7 separate regions of the Homo sapiens genome follow, and all the other regions are linked to region 1. Evidence: chromatin contacts called from ENCODE Hi-C or POLR2A ChIA-PET data. All regions are on one chromosome and are shown on one strand. The core of a region is the stretch at or near the end of the contact, and the rest is flanking DNA. Distances in the headings are between cores, read along the strand shown. Region 1 holds the start of MAPK14 (mitogen-activated protein kinase 14). Region 2 holds the start of PPIL1 (peptidylprolyl isomerase like 1). Region 3 holds the start of SCUBE3-AS1 (SCUBE3 antisense RNA 1). Region 4 overlaps CPNE5 (copine 5). Region 5 holds the start of DINOL (damage induced long noncoding RNA). Region 6 holds the start of FANCE (FA complementation group E). Region 7 holds the start of STK38 (serine/threonine kinase 38).

The links. Hi-C counts contacts between places; a loop is a spot of excess contacts on that map. ChIA-PET counts read pairs that join two places held with the same protein, here RNA polymerase II (POLR2A). Pooled maps may share reads with other maps.
Region 2: a map of CD4-positive, alpha-beta T cell shows a loop between it and region 1 (2.6-fold over the local background). The contact joins the promoter of PPIL1 here to the promoter of MAPK14 in region 1. A Hi-C loop is called at or near these places in 2 of 168 maps with a recorded cell type or tissue (CD4-positive, alpha-beta T cell and naive thymus-derived CD4-positive, alpha-beta T cell), 1 of 37 single-sample maps with no recorded cell type and 6 of 50 pooled maps.
Region 3: a loop to region 1 is called in a map of CD8-positive, alpha-beta T cell, with 19 times the contacts of the local background. The contact joins the promoter of SCUBE3-AS1 here to the promoter of MAPK14 in region 1. A Hi-C loop is called at or near these places in 3 of 168 maps with a recorded cell type or tissue (CD4-positive, alpha-beta T cell, CD8-positive, alpha-beta T cell and naive thymus-derived CD4-positive, alpha-beta T cell) and 10 of 50 pooled maps. POLR2A ChIA-PET finds 5 or more read pairs at or near these places in 2 of 52 experiments (CD8-positive, alpha-beta memory T cell and activated B cell).
Region 4: a loop to region 1 is called in a pooled map, with 6 times the contacts of the local background. The contact joins the enhancer-like site here to the promoter of MAPK14 in region 1. A Hi-C loop is called at or near these places in 1 of 37 single-sample maps with no recorded cell type and 7 of 50 pooled maps. POLR2A ChIA-PET finds 5 or more read pairs at or near these places in 2 of 52 experiments (HEK293T and activated naive CD4-positive, alpha-beta T cell).
Region 5: a map of CD8-positive, alpha-beta T cell shows a loop between it and region 1 (6-fold over the local background). The contact joins the promoter of DINOL here to the promoter of MAPK14 in region 1. A Hi-C loop is called at or near these places in 3 of 168 maps with a recorded cell type or tissue (CD8-positive, alpha-beta T cell, naive thymus-derived CD4-positive, alpha-beta T cell and sciatic nerve), 4 of 37 single-sample maps with no recorded cell type and 16 of 50 pooled maps. POLR2A ChIA-PET finds 5 or more read pairs at or near these places in 2 of 52 experiments (IMR-90 and MCF 10A).
Region 6: a loop to region 1 is called in a map of B cell, with 10 times the contacts of the local background. The contact joins the promoter of FANCE here to the promoter of MAPK14 in region 1. A Hi-C loop is called at or near these places in 1 of 168 maps with a recorded cell type or tissue (B cell), 1 of 37 single-sample maps with no recorded cell type and 7 of 50 pooled maps.
Region 7: a pooled map shows a loop between it and region 1 (10-fold over the local background). The contact joins the promoter of STK38 here to the promoter of MAPK14 in region 1. A Hi-C loop is called at or near these places in 1 of 37 single-sample maps with no recorded cell type and 8 of 50 pooled maps. POLR2A ChIA-PET finds 5 or more read pairs at or near these places in 2 of 52 experiments (activated T-cell and activated naive CD4-positive, alpha-beta T cell).

What each region holds. Positions count from the first base shown.
Region 1 is chr6:36,026,352-36,029,427 of GRCh38, forward strand. MAPK14 (mitogen-activated protein kinase 14) reads left to right here and starts at 1,457. Exons shown (of 12, transcript NM_139012.3): 1 at 1,457-1,922. The coding sequence starts at 1,807. RefSeq lists an enhancer at 1,068-1,507 and a silencer at 1,698-1,797.
Region 2 is chr6:36,873,379-36,876,454 of GRCh38, forward strand. It overlaps PPIL1 (peptidylprolyl isomerase like 1), which reads right to left and starts at 1,425. Exons shown (of 4, transcript NM_016059.5): 1 at 1,339-1,425. The coding sequence starts at 1,394. It also overlaps a transcript of C6orf89 not described here. RefSeq lists an enhancer at 1,416-1,645.
Region 3 is chr6:35,257,987-35,261,062 of GRCh38, forward strand. It overlaps SCUBE3-AS1 (SCUBE3 antisense RNA 1), which reads right to left and starts at 1,469. Exons shown (of 4, transcript XR_001744102.2): 1 at 1,304-1,469. It overlaps ZNF76 (zinc finger protein 76), which reads left to right and starts at 1,749. Exons shown (of 14, transcript NM_003427.5): 1 at 1,749-1,855. RefSeq lists silencers at 1,732-1,851, 1,862-2,181.
Region 4 is chr6:36,752,528-36,755,603 of GRCh38, forward strand. It overlaps CPNE5 (copine 5), which reads right to left. Exons shown (of 21, transcript NM_020939.2): 14 at 507-568. Among named protein-coding and RNA genes, the nearest start is that of RAB44, 56 kb to the left of the region's middle. RefSeq lists an enhancer at 2,835-3,076. Within about 2 kb of position 1,459, at least 14 of the 41 ENCODE cell types and tissues checked have a DNase peak (open chromatin) inside an H3K27ac peak, as active enhancers do.
Region 5 is chr6:36,676,980-36,680,055 of GRCh38, forward strand. It overlaps DINOL (damage induced long noncoding RNA), which reads right to left and starts at 1,580. Exons shown (of 1, transcript NR_144384.1): 1 at 630-1,580. It overlaps CDKN1A (cyclin dependent kinase inhibitor 1A), which reads left to right and starts at 1,735. Exons shown (of 3, transcript NM_000389.5): 1 at 1,735-1,819. RefSeq lists enhancers at 1-635, 1,828-2,017, 2,029-2,616 and a silencer at 1,548-1,777.
Region 6 is chr6:35,450,685-35,453,760 of GRCh38, forward strand. FANCE (FA complementation group E) reads left to right here and starts at 1,654. Exons shown (of 10, transcript NM_021922.3): 1 at 1,654-2,109. The coding sequence starts at 1,862. RefSeq lists a silencer at 1,305-2,204.
Region 7 is chr6:36,545,897-36,548,972 of GRCh38, forward strand. STK38 (serine/threonine kinase 38) reads right to left here and starts at 1,583. Exons shown (of 14, transcript NM_007271.4): 1 at 1,294-1,583. RefSeq lists an enhancer at 1,118-1,641 and a silencer at 1,389-1,728.

The sequences.
Region 1 (3,076 bases), core at 207-2,706:
TCCTCTTCACTGATGGCTCTTCAGGATAGGAGTCAGTTTCAAATCTTCAGTGTAACGGTTTTTTAAATGCTTCTCAAAGGGAGATATCAGAGACTTTCCTGAATCAGAATCACCTAAGATGTATTATAAAAATGCATGCTCTTGATCAAGACCTCCTCTGACCTACCCAATTAGACTCCCTGTGAGTTCTGGGAACTTGCATCTTAAACTCCCAGGGTGATTTTTCTGCATGTAAGTTTAACTGGGAGAGTTTTAATGTAAAGCTTCGGTTTGTTTTTGTTTTTGTTTTTGTTTTTGAGACGGAGTCTCCCTCTGACGCCAGGCTGGAGTGCAGTGGCGCGATTTTAGCTCACTGCAACCTCCGCCTCCTGGATTCATGCAATTCTCCTGCCTCAGCCTCCCGAGAAGCTGGGACTACAGGGTCGTGCCACCACGCCCAGCTAATTTTTGTATTTTTTTTAGTAGAGACGAGGTTTCACCATGTTGGCCAGGATGGTCTCTATCGCTTGACCTCGTGATCCACCCGCCTCGGCCTCCCAAAGTGCTGGGATAACAGGTGTGAGCCACTGAGCCCAGCCCCTGGAAAGCCTCAGCTTTGATGCAGGGTTAACATTTGCCTTTGGGACATATTTCGTCAGCATCTCAAAGAGTAACCCATATGTCCTTGAGCAGATGGGAATGCAACAGCCTTCTGGCCGGAACCTGTCTCTTTCTTTCTTTCTTTCTTTTGAGACGGAGTTTCGCTCTTGTTGCCCAGGCTGGAGTGTAATGGCACGATCTCGGCTCACCGCAACTCCGCCTCCCGGGTTCAAGCGATTCTCCTGCCTCAGCCTCCCGAATAGCTAAGACTCCAGGTGCGCGCCACTACGCCCGGTTAATTTTGCATTTTTAGTAGAGACGGGGTTTCTCCATGTTGGTCAGGCTGGTCTCGAACTCCCGACCTCAGGTGATCCGCCCGCCTCGGCCTCCCAAAGTGCTGGGATTACAGGCGTGAGCCACCACGCCCGGCCACTTGTCTCTTTTTTATGCAAGTGTTTTTTGGAATTTGGGGGTTCAGGTGAGCAGGTGCTCTGCTGCTGGTAACTACTCGCAGTTAAAGATCTTTTGACTCTTTCCCCGACACGCTATTTGTCAGTGTCGTTTTCCACCACAGAGCCAGGTATTTGCCCCGCCGGCCACGGTGAGGCGCGCGAGGCGTGTGCTGCCAGCTTCTCTCTTCCTTCCCCGGTCCGCCTTCGCGCCCTTAAGGAGACAGTCCCTGGGAGTTTCTGCCTTTGGTCTCCAGTTATTGTTCTCTTCTCGCGAGAACTGCTCCTCCCATCCTCTTCTCTCACGAAGCCCCGCCCGCGGAGAGGTTCCATATTGGGTAAAATCTCGGCTCTCGGAGAGTCCCGGGAGCTGTTCTCGCGAGAGTACTGCGGGAGGCTCCCGTTTGCTGGCTCTTGGAACCGCGACCACTGGAGCCTTAGCGGGCGCAGCAGCTGGAACGGGAGTACTGCGACGCAGCCCGGAGTCGGCCTTGTAGGGGCGAAGGTGCAGGGAGATCGCGGCGGGCGCAGTCTTGAGCGCCGGAGCGCGTCCCTGCCCTTAGCGGGGCTTGCCCCAGTCGCAGGGGCACATCCAGCCGCTGCGGCTGACAGCAGCCGCGCGCGCGGGAGTCTGCGGGGTCGCGGCAGCCGCACCTGCGCGGGCGACCAGCGCAAGGTCCCCGCCCGGCTGGGCGGGCAGCAAGGGCCGGGGAGAGGGTGCGGGTGCAGGCGGGGGCCCCACAGGGCCACCTTCTTGCCCGGCGGCTGCCGCTGGAAAATGTCTCAGGAGAGGCCCACGTTCTACCGGCAGGAGCTGAACAAGACAATCTGGGAGGTGCCCGAGCGTTACCAGAACCTGTCTCCAGTGGGCTCTGGCGCCTATGGCTCTGTGTGGTGAGTGTCGCTGGGCCTGGGGCCGCTGTGGGCAGGGTGGCCCCTCGCGCCCGAGGGCCAGGCCTGCTCCACTGCTCAGCGTTGCGTCAAGTGGCAGGAATTTTCCTCGGGGGAGGGCATTGCTGCCCCTTCGAGCTCTGCCCGTTCTGCACCTCCAGCACCCCTCGCCCTGCACTCACGCAGGTATGCGGTCCACCGTGTGCAGCACTCAGGTCCGCTGCGAGAGGTAGGTGGTGGTGCTGGAGCTCGGTTCTGGCTAGCACCCTGCGCCTTCCCCTCTCGGAGGGTTGCTGCTCGGCAACAGGCACCGGGGGAAGGGCCGCTTCCTTGGGGGTCTCCCTGCCTACCTGGAGCAGAAGGACCCTCTCCCGTGATGCGCCCACGCTGGGGCTCCGGACCCTGGGTCCTCTGAGCAGACAAGCTCGGGGAACTGCCGGGAGAAGCAGAAGGGCACAGCCCAACCCGAAGACTGCGGTCATCTGAACAAAACTGACCAGGAAGGGAGCTCTCTCCGGGCCTTTTTTTTTTTTTTTTTTTTTCAAAACTCTGTCGAAATCCCATCTTGAAAAGCGTTCTTTTTGAATTCGCACTTGAATTAACAGCGATCCATAGAGCTTAAAATACCGACTTTATCTCGGTGAGCACTGTGCCAGCTTGAGTGGTGTGTTTCCGATTCGGTTGAAAGCGTATTTCCTTTCCGTGGAGGGGCGGCGGTGGTAGTGCCTGCAAGAACACTGCAGCTTGAGAAACTGGCAGGCTCACTGATTAGTCACATACCACTGCTCATTTAAGTATTGTTCGACAAAACAATTTTCTCATTTGGAGCAAGAAAGATTCAGATCTGTAAGGCGCCCTCAAGATCAAAAAGTTATTAACAGTGCTGGGAGGTATTGTAAATATTTTTTGAGATAATTCCTGCGAATACTGTGTTTTAAAAGTCCCTTAGAGAGCTTGCAGGGAGTTATCTAGTTATCTGCATTTATGGCCTGAGGTACACGATGGTTTTCGTAAGGATATGGAACCACATAGAAAAGGAAGGGAAGAGATACTTTTTAGCTTTAATTTACACCGTGAGTGTGTTTTAAATTAAGTCGATAGCATATAATTTCCAGACCTGAAATATTTCACTAACTGCTCTCTTAACTTCCAAGGTT
Region 2 (3,076 bases), core at 175-2,674, 850 kb after region 1:
TACCTGAATTACTGAGTGAAAGAAAACCAAGTTACAGAAAAAACATACATACAGTATGATCATATGATCCCATTTTTTTGTTAAAAAAACATGAGAGAGGTTTATATGTACATAGAAAAAAGTCTGGACAATCATCCAACAAACTGTTGATGGTGTTTTCAGGAAGGAGGTGACTTTCACTTCTTACTCTGTATGTCTACATTGCTTGGATTTAACAATTTATTTTGTAACTTTAAAAAATACCAACAGGAGAATTCAGAAATTACAGGTTGGAGCCTGAAGATGTAGAATTTTGCCATATAAGGTGGGGAAGATGGCCAGGGAGCATGAAATGAACAGCATGAGCAAATAGAGAGAGGACTGACAGAACTCTGCTTTAGCTGAAAGCAGCAATGGGCAAGAACAGAAAGGCAGAGGACCTTGGCTGGTCCCTGGCTGTTGAGGGGAGAATGGCAGGTAGACAAGGGCCAGATGAAAAAAATCACCTTGAATGTCAGGATTAATACGTTTTTACTTTATACTGTTATAGCAGCAAGACGTTATTAAAGGTTTTTTGAGCAGGATCCCTTCCTTGTCCTACTTTGTAAAGATCACTTTGAGCTTTTTCCAAAGAGGCAATGGAATGAATAGAGCTAAAGGATCTAGCAAGGTGAGACGAGCACACCAGGCTCCAAACGAGGTTCTTCCAGTTACTAGCTGTGTGGCTTTGGTCAAGGCTTTAAGCTGTAAATTCCGGCGTTTCCTCCTGCTAATATTGAAAGGGAGAAAGTTAAATAATACCTTCATGATTTGAGTTGCTAAGATTAAACTAAATGAGATGACATACAGCGGGGCATGGCGCCAGCAGGTTGGTTACCACATCACTCTTTGATAGTGGGGAAAATGTGCTTCTTCCTGTATTTTACTGGAATTTGTTTCTACAACTGTATTACTTATCACGTAATGTTTACATGTCTGTCTCTTTCATTATACCGTAAGCTCCTAAAGGCAGGGCTGTCTGTGTTTTATCTACCTCTGTATCCTCAGAACTCATATTCCATATGCCTGGCTTGCGGACTCATTACACGTTTGTTGAATGAATGAATGAATGAATGAGCGGACTGGGGGAAGGAGGACAATCAGGCAGCTATTGCTGAGACCTCAGCACAAGACCCCGCGGAGCTTGGACGCGGGCGATGGCGGTCCCCTCTCAACCCTCTGGGGGCCGTCTCGGCCGCTGCTCCACGCCCCTCCACGTGGAGGCCGGCCTCCCGGAGGAACGCGCCAGGAACGCAGACCCGTGGTGAGGCCCGGGCTCCGCGTCTCCTCTGCCAGCCCCAGACGCCCGAACCCCCTCACCTGGTCTCCAAGTAAACGTTGGGTGGCTGCCAGGAATCTGGGGGAATTGCCGCCATAGCGAAGCCGGCGGCGGAATGCTTGTCTAGTAATTGCTACTTCCGGCGTCGATTAGCTGGGGACCCGTCGCTGCTGCACACTTCCGGTCCGTTCAACCCTTTCGATACCAGGATTTGGGTGGCCAAGACAAGGAAGAGGACGGTCCCTTCTTCCAATGCCGGGAAGCTGGGGTGGGAGACGAGAAGAAGCTGGGCTCAAGAACAGAGGAAAATGCAAACTTCATTCGCGGTGGTCTCCAAGTGGCGATACCGCGCCACTCTGGGCGATCTGATTGGTTCGTTTAGGCATGGAAGGCGGGAACAACCAGAAAAGCTGCGCTCTGGTTGGAGTTATGTCCTAATATTAAATTCGAAGAATTTCTTAGTCTCACAATTGGGCAGGGACGGGAAGGGGAGGCAGAGAATGAAAGAGGGTAGTTTAGAGATGCCAGTAAAGAATTTTTGTAAGGCGCTGTACGATGTACACAGTGCTTGCACTTTCTTATCTCATCTACTCCACAAAACAATTCTATAAGTAGATAGTATTATTACCATTTTTCAGATCTGAAAATAGACTCGGCAGTTAATACTTGTTTTTCCATAGTCATAAAGCAAATCTGAGCCTGCAGAATCCAAAGACGAGGAGTCTGAGGAGAAAAGAGAGGGAAGGGGCAGGAAGAAAATAGGAGATAAAGAAAGGAAGAGACAGGAGAAAACAGGACAAACGGATCAGAGCAAGAACAAGGCTTAACATTGGCTGGGATAGATGGTACCTGAAAGTTGTTAGGAGGGTTTGCGCAGGGCGCGAGGAACAGAAGCAAATTAGAGGAGCTATAATGTTTGGAGGGAGGACAAAAATGAAATAGAGTACCTAAACTTAACGCTGTAAATGCTTTGCACACCACTTAATAATGATGGTTGAATGTTTACCATGTGCCAGGCATCAAGCTAAGCATTTTATTGCGTATTTTCACGCTTAATCTTCAAAATCCCACAAGGTAGATATTACTATTCCCATTTTACTTTGAGGAAGCTGAGCCTTACAGATTAAATAACTTGCTTAAAGTACTACAGCTGGTGCACTTGTGCTCTTAACGACAGTTCAACTGTAATGTCCCTAATTGTCAACAAGGAATAAGGATGTACAAGGTTGTAAAGATAAACTAGACAGCTCCTTGAGAGAGGAGCTGGGCCTCCTTCATCTTTGTGCTCTTCTTGCACAGTACAGAGCACAGGGTGCTCAGCTTTGCTGAATGAATAATGAACGGAACACTACATTTTAAACTGATAAATGCTAAAGTATAATTTTTACACCTCCTGCAGTTTCAAGTTCATGCCCACCTTGTGGCCCTTGAGCTGGATGAAAAAGTCTTAATCCTTGGTCTGTTTAGTCTGTTGTTAAGTTGCCTTTCTCTGGACTTTATGTAGTTCTTTACTGTGTATCTCGGGAGTCATGTGCCATTCCCAGGCTCCAATGTCTGAATATTGAAAAGCCACCCCCAAGATCATGATCACTTTCTTCCTAAATCTTTTACTGCAGCTCCTACCAGTCACTTGGCACTGAGGAGACAGAGATGAGTCTCACACACACAGTGCCCTGCCCTAAAGAAACTCACATTCTAGGAGAGATGGGCAACTAAATACGTAGCTGTAGGAGCGTGGAATGAGGACTGTAATAAGAAGCACACAGTAGGTTGGGTGCA
Region 3 (3,076 bases), core at 219-2,718, 770 kb before region 1:
GTCACACTGTTGCCCGCGCTGGACTGCAATGGTGCGATCTTGGCTCACTGCAACCTCCGCCTCCCGGGTTCAAGCAATTCTCCTGCCTCAACCTCCGGAGTAGCTGGGATTACAGGCGCCCGCCACCACGCCCAGCTAATTTTTTTGTATTTTTAGTAGAGAGGGGGGGTTTCACTATGTTGACCAGGCTGGTCTCGAACTCCTGACCTCGTGATCCGCCCGCCTCAGCCTCCCAAAGTGCTGGGATTACAGGCGTTTAAGCCACGGCGCCCGGCCTATAAGTTATTTTCTATGGGAAATAACTTGTCAAACTTCCACCAAAAAGGAATGGAAAGAGGGCAGCATAGTGGCCAGGCAGTTTATTTCCATACTAGGAGATACAGAAGGGATTAATTCTAACCGTAGGAATTCTAACCATCAAATGTCACTCACTGGCCTACCTAAACTGAACTCTGGTCCCAGCCAGAACAAGTCAGGAAGAGGGGATGTCTAAGACCGAAAGGGGGGCTTTCTAGTTAAGCTCTTCAGGCAGGAGAGGAAAAGGATGCCCGCATCCCCAAAGACACCTTTAGCTACCACAAGCCCCAAACCCCGTACTTTGTAACTGTGTCTAGTTTACGTCCTTTAAAAATTATTCTTATTAAGTTAAATTGTTTTCGGGGCGGGGAAGATACAAAAGAAACCAGTTAAAGTCTGAAAGGATAGAGAGGGGAAAGTTTCTCACCTCATTCTTCCAGCCACCCAGTTCCTCTCCTAAAAGGCAATCTTTACCAGTTCCTTCTCTAACGCCCCTCCTTTTTAATTTGATTTTTTACCGAAAGCTCGCTCCCTTTTAATTTTCCCTCAGGTTTCTGAAAATTTCCCAATCGCAGCCCCTCCCAGCAGGGAAATAGTAAAGGGGCTTGGTTTTTATGTTCAACCCAAAGCAAGCCTACAAAAGGGAGTAGTCGGTTTCGAGCCTGACGGTGGAGCTGACGCGGGAATGAGAGAGAACCTGAGAAGACCGCCAGGGCGCCCTCCCTGCGGAGGCGAGTCCCTCACCGCCCCTCTACATCGTCCTTTTCAATAAGGAGCTCTTAATACCTGCAACTGCTTCCTTCAAGGGGTGGCTGGAAGATCAGTAGGCAAGGCCTGCGGACTGCGCACCTTAAAGCGCTTCGGGACCGTAAGACAGTGAGTGCTGAGCGCGCGGCCGGGAAGAAGCCTGGAGGCTCTGAGCTCGGAGGACAGAGACCGAAGCCCCAGGGCCTGCGTCCCTCACAACCTGCGCCTCCTGTCCTCCCGCGCTACTCCCGAAGCGCACCTTCTCGCCCGCAGGCCGCAGAAGTGATGACGCAAAGCCCTCGGGGCCTCCGCCACCTCCTCACGCTTCTGCTGGACCGAATCCTTGGAATGGACAGGTAGCGGTTCCCGATTGCTATAGCGACGACCCGGCTCCGAGCCGCGCCCAGGCCCTGACCCGGGCGTCGTGACGTCAGCACGCCTTCCCTGGGCGCTCAGCCTCGCTGGCCATGCGTCACCCCGGCCTTGGTGGGGGCGGGGCTCCGAAGAGCTCGGTTCAGATCCCGGCCGCCTGGGCTCCAGGAGCCCCGGAACCAGGATAAGTTGGATGGCTGCCGCGGCGAAGCGGGGGGCGGGGTGGACCGTGCCCGGTATTTTCTATACGGGTTCCGGGGCCCGGTAGAGGCGCGCCAAGAGGAAAGGAAAGTGCGGCGGCCCTGGAACCTGGATATCGCGCGAGGCAAGCTGCGCGCGGGCGGGCGGGCTATGGCGCAGGCGGGTTGTGGGGCCGGCGCTGGTGGCGGGGCCCGGTGCATGGCGGTCTGTCGGCGGAGTCGCCCTCGGGGGCTGTCAGGTTGGTGGCTGCGGGAGGAGTGGGCCAACCATGCCCAGGGCGGGAGGCCGGGCGGGCGCAGGACCCCGGGAAGGTCCCGAGCCCGGCGTGCCCACCTCCCTCCGGCCCTAGCAGGGCGGCCTGGCCGCTGGACCGCGGCCGGGCCCCCTCCCCCACCCAGGGTCCCTGCCCCTCTTTTCCGCCTTGCGGCTCCTCCCCCGTGACTCCCAAACCTCACCCCGTGACGGCGCCCGCCTCCACCCTTGTGACCCCACACCCCACCCACTGACCCCAAGACCTCACCAGGTAACCGTTGGTTATTATTCATTGGCTGCTAACCCAGGAATTTCCCCAGCACTTCTCAGAGACCCACCAACCAGTGACTCCCTCAGTTTTAATCCGGTGACTCACATGACCCTGAGATCCCCACACTCCTCCTTAGTGACCCCCAAACCTGGGTAACCCTCCTGGCCCAGTAACCCCCCCGATTCTACCTTGTGTTCCCCACAAACTCGGTGACTCCCCTCAAAACTCTGCTGGCGACTCCTAAGCCCTACTCCAATAGTTTTCCACGCACTCACCTTGTACACAACCCTCAGTATCTTTATCCTGTAGCCGTATGACCCTCGTTCCACGTCTGCCTTTATCCTAAAATCACCCCCACTGGCATCTCTCTCTGCGATCCCAGCCCTTCAGTGTCAATCAGCACATGACTTACAAGCGTCCAGCACCTTTCTGGTGCTAAGGAGGATATAGAGATTAATATGAAGTAGTAATAATTGGAGGCATCAGAGAATTCTGGATCAATCCAGAATCCAGTCAATCCAGTGTGTGGTCCCAGCTCTGTCACTGCTGTGCTTTAGGGACCTGTGAGAAGTCCCCTCCTCAGTCTGGACCTCAGTTTCTCATCATGACTGTGATGAGGTTGGGTTAGATGATCTTTGAGTTTCCTTCCGTCTGTGAAATTGTGAAATTATGCAGTTCTCAGTCAAGATAATAATTTTTTGCAATCATTTTTGTACCCCACCCTGGAAATTTCCTCTTGTAACCTCATCCCAGGATCTGCTTGCATCATGAACCTTACTCCCTCATTCCCGGATCACCCTCTTCACTCTTCATAGTGCATACCCATTTCCCTTGATCAGGCCCCATCAGTTAACATGTTTGCAAAGCAGTATAGCAGAGTGCTTCATTTGGGGGCATTGAGTTCATAACAAACCTAGGTTCCAGACTGATTCTGGC
Region 4 (3,076 bases), core at 209-2,708, 730 kb after region 1:
GACAGATCAGAGGTGTCAGAAGCTCAGAGCTGTAAGGAACCTTAACACTTACCTATTCCGTTCTCTTTGTGTACAGAGGAGGAAACTGATACCCTGAGAGGAAAAATGACTCACCCAAAGGAACCCAGCAAATTAATGGCAAAGAGAGGCCTAGAGCCTGGGCCTCCTGACTCCTATTGCAGGGTTCTTTCTACATCCCCAAGCCCTTGGCTTTCTGTCACGGAGTCCCTACCAGCTCCAGGTCCTGTCTCTGCATGGAGACCTGACATGACCCAGGCCAGCCTCCTTGGCTCAGGAGTTCCCTCCAAGCTGCTTGGGATCTGGGGATGTGCAGGGCTCTGGATGAGTTGTCTCAGCCCAAACACCAGGGTTTGCTCAGAGCCCAGCACCACAGCCTTCAACCAGGGCTTTGAAGAGGCCAGGGTGGGGCCAGAGCCGGTCCTGTCGGTGTGTGGGGCCCTTTCCCTCTCCCCAAGGCCCATGAAATTGGCTGTATCTCTTCTCACCCTCCTTTGATGTAGTCAAGGAAGGTGCACTCTGACTCCACAGCAAAGGAAAGCAGGGTGACCTTCAAAACAAAAGGGAGCTTGGTCAGTGGGGAGCCTGGGGTCAGGGGAGATGGGTTATGATTCGAGAGCTGACATTGACAGAACACTCGGCATGTGCCAGTTTTGCATGCATGACTGCATGCACTGCCCACACCACCCCATGAAGTACTATTATTATCCCCACTTTATAGCCAAGGAAACTGAAACCCAAAGAGGTGGTGCAATGTGCCCAAGGACACTGCCAGGGCAGAGAAGGGATCTGAAACCAGGGTGTGTCTGACTTCAGAGCCTGCACTCTTGACCTTGACGGAAGGGTCCCATCTGTGTCAGTGGAACCGGGGTCCAAGCCAAGGGTGTTAGTTTCCTCTAAGTGGGCACTGGCTCTTCAGCCCCAGGGACCTAGGGTGGGGTGTGGAGGACAAGGGGGCCCTCCTGGCACAGGCCTAACAACCTGCCAATGCCGACCAGCTTCAGGCTTCCATGTGCCTAGAGCTATTAGTCCTGAAATGTGCCTCTTTGGACTGTGCTTATCTTAAATCTTACTGGTCCCATCTCATCCCTCTCAGACCCAAGATCCTGCCTCATAAGTAGCCCATCCTTTTCCCCAGAGGTAACTGACTACCCCAGGCCCCCTCCCCCAAGCAGAGGCCTTTTAACCTATGCCCTGGCAAAGTTAGCTTTGGCTTTGCCAAGACAGGCAGCTACCTGGCAGCTCATTATCATAACAATTTAGAATCAAGGAGACAAATGAAAGCCTGGCATCCTAGGCCAATTATATGAGACAAGATTAGGGCAGAGGACCTTTCACCTGTGTAAGAGAACGAACTCCTCTCTGGTAGTTTGGGAGCCCCCTATTCATGAAGATTCAGCTGTTTTTACAGGCTCATTGGGAGGGCCAGGTGAGAGCACCACCCTTACTTGGCAGTAAGACCCCCAGCTATTGTGGTTAAGGTATTAGGCACCTGGATGAACCACAGGCCTCCTTCCAAGTGTGGCAGCTCAGACTTACTAGGAACCACGGCAGTGGCTTCAACCCTGACTGATGACCATGAGATGCCCTGGGGGCTCTTAGATCATCCTGCAGCCCAGACCCATTATAGCCGAGTTTCCGGGGCTACATGAATGTTTCAGAGATCTTCTTTTTTTTTTTTTTTTTTAGCTCTTCACGTAAGTCTAATCTGCAGACACAGTTGACCACTCCCCATTCCAACCCCCAGGATGAAGCAATGCCCTAACTGCCCTGACCATATGGGTTCACCCAGGGGCTCGCAGGGTGAAAGCAGACTTTCCCCTATTCAAAGGGTAGTGTCCCTAGACCAGAGCGTCAGCATCACCTCGATGCCAGGTAGAAATGCAGAAATGCAGATTCTTGGCATTTTCACAAGATCCCCAGGGGATTCTGCACACCATAAGTAAGGGATGAAAAGCACTAAACACAGATTCCTGGGCCTCCTAAAGTGGAATCCCAGGGAACTGGCCTGGGCGTCTGTATTTCAGCAAGCTTTCTGCATCCCGGGTGATTTTTCGCGATGAAGATGGGGAAATGCTGGAGTAAAAGGAAAGTCAAGAGACCTGGGCCTAGGCCCGCTCTGTCTCCAGCTCACTGTGTGACCTGGGACAAATCGCATGCCCTCTCTAGGCCACAGTTTCTTCGTCTCTAAAGTAAGAAGGCTGGATGAGATCAGTGGTTTTTGAACCTTTTTATTCCCAGCTGGGGAAGGTGCTGTCTTCCCTAGGGGAATTTAGGAAGGCGTGGGAGAATTTTGGGGGTTCTCATAATGACTGGGGCTCTACTGGTAGCTATGGGCAGCAGCCAGGGGTGCTAAACATCCTGTGAGATGAAGAATTTTCCTGCCCAAATGCTGACAGCCTCTCCACTAAGAAACACCGCAGCCTTGGACAAAGGAAATATGACTCCAAGCCCCAGTCTGTGAAGCAGTTACAATCAAAGAAGTGGTGTTCAGTCCCCTTTGAATGAGCAGAGTAATTTTACAGTTCACAAGCCTGCATCTCCCATGTGTCTGTCACAGCTGCCCTGTGCAGTGGCAAGGTGGGGATGATTTATTAGTCCTACTTTACAGACGGAGAAAATGAGGCTTCTCAGAGGAACCCCAGAGCTCCTGAAAACCTCTTCTAGGTCTGGAGATACAGTCTGCCTGACTCAAATGACCAGGCTTGGCTGCACTAGCCATGGGCCTCTAGAGTGAGGAAGGAACACAGAGAGGATGAATCTGGGTGTGTTTGCACTGCAGAGAAAGTGGCTTGTTCTAGAAATGCACTGTGAGCTCCACCTCAGGGCCTTTGCATGTGCTGTTCTCTACAGCAGGAATGCTGGAATTCCCTTTCCCCAGTATCCTCAATACTTCCTCCATTGCCTGTCCCTTTACCCTTTATACTTTTTCCATAGCTCTCATAATCAACTGACACACACAGGCATGTGTGTGTGTGTGTGTGTGTTTTTTTTTTTTCTCTGTCTCCTCCCACTAGAATATAAGCACCAGGGATTTGGGTCTGTCTTGTTTCCAGCT
Region 5 (3,076 bases), core at 330-2,829, 650 kb after region 1:
TTTCTCCCCAAAGTAAACAGACAGACAATGTCTAGTCTATTTGAAATGCCTGAAAGCAGAGGGGCTTCAAGGCAGTGGGAGAAGGTGCCTGTCCTCTGCTGGACATTTGACAACCAGCCCTTTGGATGGTTTGGATGTATAGGAGCGAAGGTGCAGACAGCAGTGGGGCTTAGAGTGGGGTCCTGAGGCTGTGCCGTGGCCTTTCTGGGGTTTAGCCACAATCCTGGCCTGACTCCAGGGCGAGGCAGGCCAAGGGGGTCTGCTACTGTGTCCTCCCACCCCTACCTGGGCTCCCATCCCCACAGCAGAGGAGAAAGAAGCCTGTCCTCCCCGAGGTCAGCTGCGTTAGAGGAAGAAGACTGGGCATGTCTGGGCAGAGATTTCCAGACTCTGAGCAGCCTGAGATGTCAGTAATTGTAGCTGCTCCAAGCCTGGGTTCTGTTTTTTAGTGGGATTTCTGTTCAGATGAACAATCCATCCTCTGCAATTTTTTAAAAGCAAAACTGCAAATGTTTCAGGCACAGAAAGGAGGCAAAGGTGAAGTCCAGGGGAGGTCAGGGGTGTGAGGTAGATGGGAGCGGATAGACACATCACTCATTTCTGTGTCTGTCAGAAGAACCAGTAGACACTTCCAGAATTGTCCTTTATTTATGTCATCTCCATAAACCATCTGCAAATGAGGGTTATTTGGCATTTTTGTCATTTTGGAGCCACAGAAATAAAGGATGACAAGCAGAGAGCCCCGGGCAGGAGGCAAAAGTCCTGTGTTCCAACTATAGTCATTTCTTTGCTGCATGATCTGAGTTAGGTCACCAGACTTCTCTGAGCCCCAGTTTCCCCAGCAGTGTATACGGGCTATGTGGGGAGTATTCAGGAGACAGACAACTCACTCGTCAAATCCTCCCCTTCCTGGCCAACAAAGCTGCTGCAACCACAGGGATTTCTTCTGTTCAGGTGAGTGTAGGGTGTAGGGAGATTGGTTCAATGTCCAATTCTTCTGTTTCCCTGGAGATCAGGTTGCCCTTTTTTGGTAGTCTCTCCAATTCCCTCCTTCCCGGAAGCATGTGACAATCAACAACTTTGTATACTTAAGTTCAGTGGACCTCAATTTCCTCATCTGTGAAATAAACGGGACTGAAAAATCATTCTGGCCTCAAGATGCTTTGTTGGGGTGTCTAGGTGCTCCAGGTGCTTCTGGGAGAGGTGACCTAGTGAGGGATCAGTGGGAATAGAGGTGATATTGTGGGGCTTTTCTGGAAATTGCAGAGAGGTGCATCGTTTTTATAATTTATGAATTTTTATGTATTAATGTCATCCTCCTGATCTTTTCAGCTGCATTGGGTAAATCCTTGCCTGCCAGAGTGGGTCAGCGGTGAGCCAGAAAGGGGGCTCATTCTAACAGTGCTGTGTCCTCCTGGAGAGTGCCAACTCATTCTCCAAGTAAAAAAAGCCAGATTTGTGGCTCACTTCGTGGGGAAATGTGTCCAGCGCACCAACGCAGGCGAGGGACTGGGGGAGGAGGGAAGTGCCCTCCTGCAGCACGCGAGGTTCCGGGACCGGCTGGCCTGCTGGAACTCGGCCAGGCTCAGCTGGCTCGGCGCTGGGCAGCCAGGAGCCTGGGCCCCGGGGAGGGCGGTCCCGGGCGGCGCGGTGGGCCGAGCGCGGGTCCCGCCTCCTTGAGGCGGGCCCGGGCGGGGCGGTTGTATATCAGGGCCGCGCTGAGCTGCGCCAGCTGAGGTGTGAGCAGCTGCCGAAGTCAGTTCCTTGTGGAGCCGGAGCTGGGCGCGGATTCGCCGAGGCACCGAGGCACTCAGAGGAGGTGAGAGAGCGGCGGCAGACAACAGGGGACCCCGGGCCGGCGGCCCAGAGCCGAGCCAAGCGTGCCCGCGTGTGTCCCTGCGTGTCCGCGAGGATGCGTGTTCGCGGGTGTGTGCTGCGTTCACAGGTGTTTCTGCGGCAGGTGAATGACGGGCGTGGGTCGGTGCGCGCTCGGCTTGCGCACACGGTGTCTCTAAGTGCGCGGGTGACGAGAGTCGGGATGTGCCGGAGACCCCGGGGCGGAGAGCGGGATTACAAGTACAGGAATCCCTGGTCACGCTCCCCGCCCCTGGAAACCCAGCTGGGGCGAGGGAGGGCGTGGACGGGACCGTTCTGGGAGCTCGCCTTTGGCTGCGGTTGGCTCCAGGCCCCAGGCGCAGTTTGCTCGCGGCGTGGGGATGAAGTCCGTGTCCCTGGAGGGGCCCAGGAAGGGCGAGGAAAGCGGAGTGGAGTAAGTTCGTCTAGGATCGGTCCCGGGTGGCTCTGGGATCCAATCTGCGCCGCCCTGGCCCAGGTCCCAGGTTCAGGTCCTTTACGCCACTGTGTCCACCACCTGGCTGAGCGCTGAGGTCAGCGCGGGCTGTTTCCTGGCCCTTGGGAATGTGCCAGGACCCGTCCCCTAAGGACTAGCGAGGAGGTGACTCACTGTGACAAGGAGACCCCAGGGAACGGACTGTATGAGGTCAGAACCCCGCCCGGGATGGGGTACAGCGGGACTCCAGAAGCCCTCTCCCCTGCCCCTTCGCGGTCTCCGTCCTCCCATCGGCACAGTGACCTATTTGGCTGGAACAGTTTGTTCCCAAGGAAGCCGGGCACTGGAGGTCCGGGACACCGCGTCGGGTCCCCGCTCCGCGGCGCGCTGTAGGGGTCGGGGAGTCACGGCCCTGCTCTGGGCGGGCTCTAACCAGCCTGTCAGTCGGGGAAGGGCAAGGGTCTCCTCTACCTCTTTCCCACCGCGGCCGGGAGAATCGCGGCCCAGCCTGTCCTCGGGTCGGGGCGCTGGACTCCGGGGCGGGAGCGGAGCCCACGCCTGGATGGGAGGCGGGGAGGGTTCATGTCTTTGAGGGGTGGGGGGTCTGGGGGGCACGACGCTGCTCAGGGCCTCTATCAGCTGCCTCGGGGGCTCAGGGCTTCCCGACCTAGCCCAGATTCCCTCTCCGAAAGCTACAGGGCTGAGCGGAGCAGGGGGGCGAGTCGCCCCCTGGGGCGCCGCCGCCTGGCGCGGACCACAGCGCGTCCTCTCCGTCCCAAACCCCTG
Region 6 (3,076 bases), core at 404-2,903, 580 kb before region 1:
TTTTTGCATTATGAAAATAGTAATAACCTCATGAATCTTGTGAAAGGGACTCGGGGATCCACCAGGGTCCTTGAGCCATGTTTAGAACTTTTCCTCCCTGTTCCCTTTCAGGTGGCCAGAATACAGACCTTGGTGGGTGGGAGCCACAGCCACTCAGAGTAAAGCTGTAGGTGAGGATGCACAGGGCATTGCAGGCTTTTTAGCATTCTTGGCCCTGCCTGCTATTCATCAGGTCCCACTCCTCTAACAGCTTGTCATTCGAAGACCCAAAACATCCCCTGTAAAGTTAGAGCTGCTTACCTGAAACAGAAGGTGTCTGGAAGAAACTTCTTTCTTGCTATTTTGGCATTTGCAAAGCAGCCATTATCTAAGAAATATCACTAGTCTTTCCCGACATCTCCCTTGAAATCATTTTGGCTCAAATGGAGATCAGATCAAGCTCAAGATACTCCCATGGCTTTCCATACTATTCAGAGTGAAAGCCCAACTCCTTTCTGTGACCTCAGGCCTCTTAAGATCTGACCTGGTTCCCACTCTGATCTCAACTCCTATTACTATCCAGCAAGTGCCCTCCGTTCCAGCCATGCTTTTGCCCCAGAGCCCCCCCGCCCTCCACAGGGAGGACTGAAATGGTCTTCTCACAGACTTCTATCTGGCTTGCCAACCTCATCTTCACATTCATCTTGCCTGACCACCCTATTTAAAAGCACTTCGTGCTGTGTGTCGGTGTTATGTTCTTTTTGAACACATCACAAACATTGTTTAATTAGCTTTCCGTCTCTCCCCAGTTGTGTGACAATGAGGGCCAGGATCTTTGTTTTGTTCCCAGTATCCCCAGTCCCTAGGTGCTCAGTAAACATTTCCTGAATGAAGGGCTGTGTGTGGCAGCAGAGCTGGGACAGGAAATACAAGCTAGCCCCCAAAGCAAGGTTTAGGAGGCACTGTGGGGCTCTTCTCGCTTATTTCCTACGCTTTGCAGTGATCCCACCCTTGGCTGGAAGCCAAGTTCTCCAGCGGACTTCCTTAAACTGAACCCTAGGAAGTGGAGCCACACCTGGCCCCCTATAAACGACCCAGAGCAAGGTTACTGCTTGGTCTTTGGGAGGAAGTTCAGAAGAAAGTCTTTGGCCGTATTAATAGTGTTAGGTTTTACTGTGACCATGTCATTCTCAGGGATGTTTGTATATCAAATACTATTTCTGGAGAGGACTGAAACCCAAATGATAGCACTTTTGGCCTGTGGAAGAGATGAAGCTAAGTGGGGTGGTAAATTGTGGTCAAATTCTATGGTGAAGTCCATGACAAGCAACATGCCGTCAGCGTAAATACAGCGCGGGTCCTCTAGCACAACAGAACCCCTGACATCCACTCCATTCCACTACTTTGGGGAGTGATGAAGAAAGGGAGAGGGTTGGGGTCGTCAGCGGCGGATCCACCCCTCCATCAACCCCCGCCCCCGCCCCGCTCCAGGCTCCCTGGCCCGACACCGCCCACAAACTAACCACTTGTTTTGTCCACGCCCCCTCCCATGGGCACGCCCCAGGCCTTGGCCCCGCCCACCTACTCCGGCTGGACTTGTGCCCGGCCCTGCCCCTTGCGACCGGCCCTCGCGCCGGCCTCACGTTCAGGCTCCGCCCCCGGCCGCGCCTCCCTCCTTCCCTTTCCGACAGCGCGGGAACGGCTGCGGCTTCGGGCGGCCGGGTTTCTCCGGTCTCCCAACGCCGAGGAGAGCTTGTAACAGGCGCTGGAGCTGGCCCGCCACCGCCGCGTCAGGGACGGCGCTGGAGTCCTCCGTTCCCCTCAGCCTCTGAGCTGAGGCCCCACACCAGAGTAGGGGGCGGCGCGGCACCCGTGCCCCGGCATGGCGACACCGGACGCGGGGCTCCCTGGGGCTGAGGGCGTGGAGCCGGCGCCCTGGGCGCAGCTGGAGGCCCCCGCCCGCCTCCTGCTGCAGGCGCTGCAGGCGGGGCCTGAGGGGGCGCGGCGCGGCCTGGGGGTGCTCCGGGCGCTGGGCAGCCGCGGCTGGGAGCCCTTCGACTGGGGTCGCTTGCTCGAGGCCCTGTGCCGGGAGGAGCCGGTCGTGCAGGGGCCTGACGGCCGTCTGGAGCTGTAAGTCCTCGCCCGCGGCCCCTTAGCAGGTATGGGAGGCGGGGGGCTGTCGGGGGAACGACACACACAGAGGTGAAATAAGCCCCTTCAGCGACGGCCTGCCGCGCACCCTATGAGCAGGGGCACCCTTCACTGAGCACTTGCTGTGTGCGGGACATCGAGGATCCGGGAACTCGAGGCACACGCCTTCTGTTCGCTGTAAGGTATAGTGATGATAAGTGGAGGCAAATCACTTTTGATCGCGTACTTCCATCTCTAAAAAACTGGACTCGTACGTCCAGTGTAAGTATACTTATGTATAAAGTGTACACATGTGTTAAAATACGTACATTTTAAAGTACAAAAATAGATACTTAAAACGTGATGGTGGAATACGTATCCGCTATCCTGGTGGCTGTATGCTCTGCTTTTCAAAGCATAACGTTCACTTTAAGGCAAGATTGCTTTCTCTAAGAATGGTAACTGTGAATCCATATTTTAGTGTTCTTGATAATTTCTGGCTCTTGGATGACATTGAACTTTTTTTTTAACCTCTCTGTGGCTGACGAAGGATTCCTACTAGGAGCAGAGGTGTCGGCCCTGCCATTTTATTTGGTTGTGTTTCTGTTATTGATATTATCTCCAATTTTTTGGCAGGCATTCTTTTAAGCCACGTGCTTATTTGTGAGGACAACTTTTGCTTAAAAAAAAAAGAGTACAGTATCTACAGATGCACTTAACTAGCAAAGTTAACTAAAACACACAGAAAAATGAGTGGGTGAGGTGCCATGTTCAGCTCCTAGTGGGGCCAGCCTTCCACTCCTCTTGGATACCCCTCCCCCATAATTTATGCTGGAAACCATCCAGATGCTAAATATTTCTAATGCTTAATTTCTTATGTTTTAGATAAATAGGGGAAAATGGGAGTTCCAATATTTTCTTCCTACACTCCACTTTGAATTTCTTTCAGGAGATGGGTCAGGAGAAC
Region 7 (3,076 bases), core at 333-2,832, 520 kb after region 1:
ACCATTATGTGATTCAATCTATATGGTTATGCCTGGCTAACTGACTGACTTTACAATGGTACTCTGTGATCACTATAAACAACCCTCTCTCAACAATATGGACTTTATTTCTTTGCGACTGACAATCCATTATCTTTCATTTGGACGATTCAACATTGGAGCTAAGATTATTGCTTAAGTCGCATGTCTAATCTCTCCCACTGAACTGTAAATCCTACTAAACTGTAATCTCTACCTACACTAGAAAGCAAGCACCATGTCTTATACTTGTTTTAATATTCTTCCCCCATTTCATGCACAGTGCTATGCACTTAGCACCTTAAGAAAGATTAACTAGGAAATATACTCATTTTTGATGTCCATTCCTAGGAGTTTATGTGTGATGGGGGATAGGGCTGGGACATGAAATGGTTTGCTATAGCGTTCTCTCCTCTTAGGAGGAAGCTGGTATCTAACGTTTAGGGTGGGGAGGAGAGCCTGTTATCGAGGTGGTGGTTGTTTTATGTTTAGGGAAACCAAATATATTGCCTGGCTAATTCAGAGGCAGGGTGAGCTCAAAGGGTGGAGACACTCAGGGTCTACTTCACTCCAACCCTCCTCGGTGCATTTCAAACAGAACAAGTTTCTCTCCGAGTCTTTTAGTCGTTTCAGAATGAACTGAGAGATCTGGTCTCTCTGCCGGCCGTTCTGCCCGCTTTCTGACACAGACTTTCCTCTAAGCCCTTACCGACTTTTTCCTCTGGCTGTTGCTTTTCCACTCTCTTCTTAAGAATTTTCCCTGCCTTTTCCTGTGATTTGAAGCTTATCTGAAGCCCAGTATCCTAAGACTAACGGAGAAAGGAGCCGACTCAAAGATACCACACCCCAAGGGGGGCTTTCGACATCTCTGCCTCAGACCACAGTTCACAGACCCCAGAAGAAGGAAAAGGAGATAAAAACCGGTGATGACCGAGATCCCTGAGGGACTGACTGGTGGCAGGGAGCAGACAAAGGTGGCAACATGGAAAGGAAAGCCTGGCTCCCGCTCCAACTGCAAAAGGAGAAAGATAAAGGATGGGGTGGAAAGGCTGGGACTGGAAAAATGTGGAGAGGGCCAACAAGGGGCATCTGGAGACGGGGGAAGAAGGGGGTTAAGGAGAGGGGCGGAGAGAGGCCAAGAGGCTGAGAGGTTAGGGCTTGAAAGAGGGCGCCGGCGAGCAGGAGAAAGCCCAAGAAGGAGTCGGAGGTTGGGGAAGGAGGAGATAAAGGAAAAACCCCGGGATGGAGTGAAGACGGCGGCAGCAAGCAACTCACCAGAGCCCAGGGAGAGGCAGGGCTGGGGACGGCGGAGAGCCGCAGACGCCCCTTCGGCCAGTAGTCTCGACTTGAAGGCTGGCGAAGCCCCGGCGGCGGCAGCCAACGAGCCAAAGACGGGAGGGGACGCGTGAGGGACTCTGAGACAGGGGGCAACAGGCGGTTACGGGTGAGGACAACAGGAAGCGTTCCAACTGCCGGAAAAGACGCGAGCGCTGAGGGGCCAAGGCAGCCCGGTCCCCCGCCGCGGAGACGGGCTGGCGCGGCAGCCCGGGGCCGAGACTACGCATGCGCGACTTCCCGGAGCGGCCGGGATTGCGGAACTGCGCTTGCGTGGCCCCGCCCTGCCCCTCCCTTCACCCCCTGCCTAGGGCTGGCTGGACCTGGGTGAGGCCAGATGTGTGAGTGTGAGGCGGTCTCGAAGTAGGCTGGGCTGAGGGGGAAGTTCCATTGTTTTCTTTTGTTTTACTTTTTACTTCGAAATAATTATGGACTCACAAGAAGTTGCAAAATTAATACATACAGGTTCCCTATACCATCACCCACCCAGCTTACCTCAACATTTTTCTTAAGATACAACATTCTCAAAGCCAGGAAATTGACATTCGCACAATACAATTAACTAAACCAATACAATTAACTAAACCAATACAATTAACTTCATTACAGACCACACTCGGATTTAACCTGTTGGGTATGCAGTCATGTGCGTGTGTGTGAGTGTGTGTGTAGTTCTATGAAATGTTGTCACCTGTATAGTTCCCACCCACCCCCCTACCCCGTGTAGAACAGGTCTGCTGGAGCCCTTGGCCCCCCTCCTCTTCCTTAAAGTAAGGACCTTACCTGGGATAAGGTGAGCTCTCATAGGTTTGGGAGGTTACCCAGCGGGCGACCCAGTGTGGACAGAAGAAGGTGCTTTTCAAGGCCACCCAACTCTTATTCTGTACTACTTTTGGGGGTAAAGAGGTCCCAAGTTTAATAGCCTTTGGGCACTTGTCGTTTCTTGAGAATGGAGCACAAAGCCCTCAACTACAAAGTGTCAAGCTCCTGGAAACTAAGATGAACGAGACATGGTCCCTGACTGCCTGCAAAGGGGCCATCTAGGGAGAGAAGGAAGCATGTGCTGCGAGTTATTCATTCATTTCATCTTCAAAGCCCAGTTTCCTTTTGTCTAGCCTCTTAACAAAAATCACTTCTCGCCAGGCGCGGTGGCTCCTGCCTGTAATTCCAGCACTTTGGGAGGTCCAGGTGGGAGGATAGCTTGAGCCTAGGAGTTTGAGACCAGTCTGGGCAACATAAGGAGAATCCACCTCTAAAAAAATTTTTGTAATTGGCCAGCATGGTGGCAAGTGCCTGTGGTCCCACCTACTGTGGAGGCTGAAGCAGGAGGATTGATTGAGTCCAGGAGTTCAGGGCTGCTATGAGCCATGATCATGACACTGCACCCCAGCCTGGGCAACGGAGGGAGACCCTGTCTCAATCAGTCACTACATACATATCAATCAATCACTTCGCCTTTCATTCTCTCTGCCCAGAGGCCCTTCTCCCCAAATGCCTGTTGTCAAAGTCCTACCCATTCTTAAGCTTTTAATAATAGTCCAAGATGTCTGCATAATGCTTTACAGTTTACAAACAACTTTCACTTATTTAATCTCACTTGGTCCTCACTTTGGCAGTGACACACGAGGTTTTGCAGATGAAGTAATTGATACTTAGAGAAGCTAAGTGACTTGTCTGAATTCCCACGGCTAGTAAGCCAAGTAGCCAAGAGGGGAACCCCATT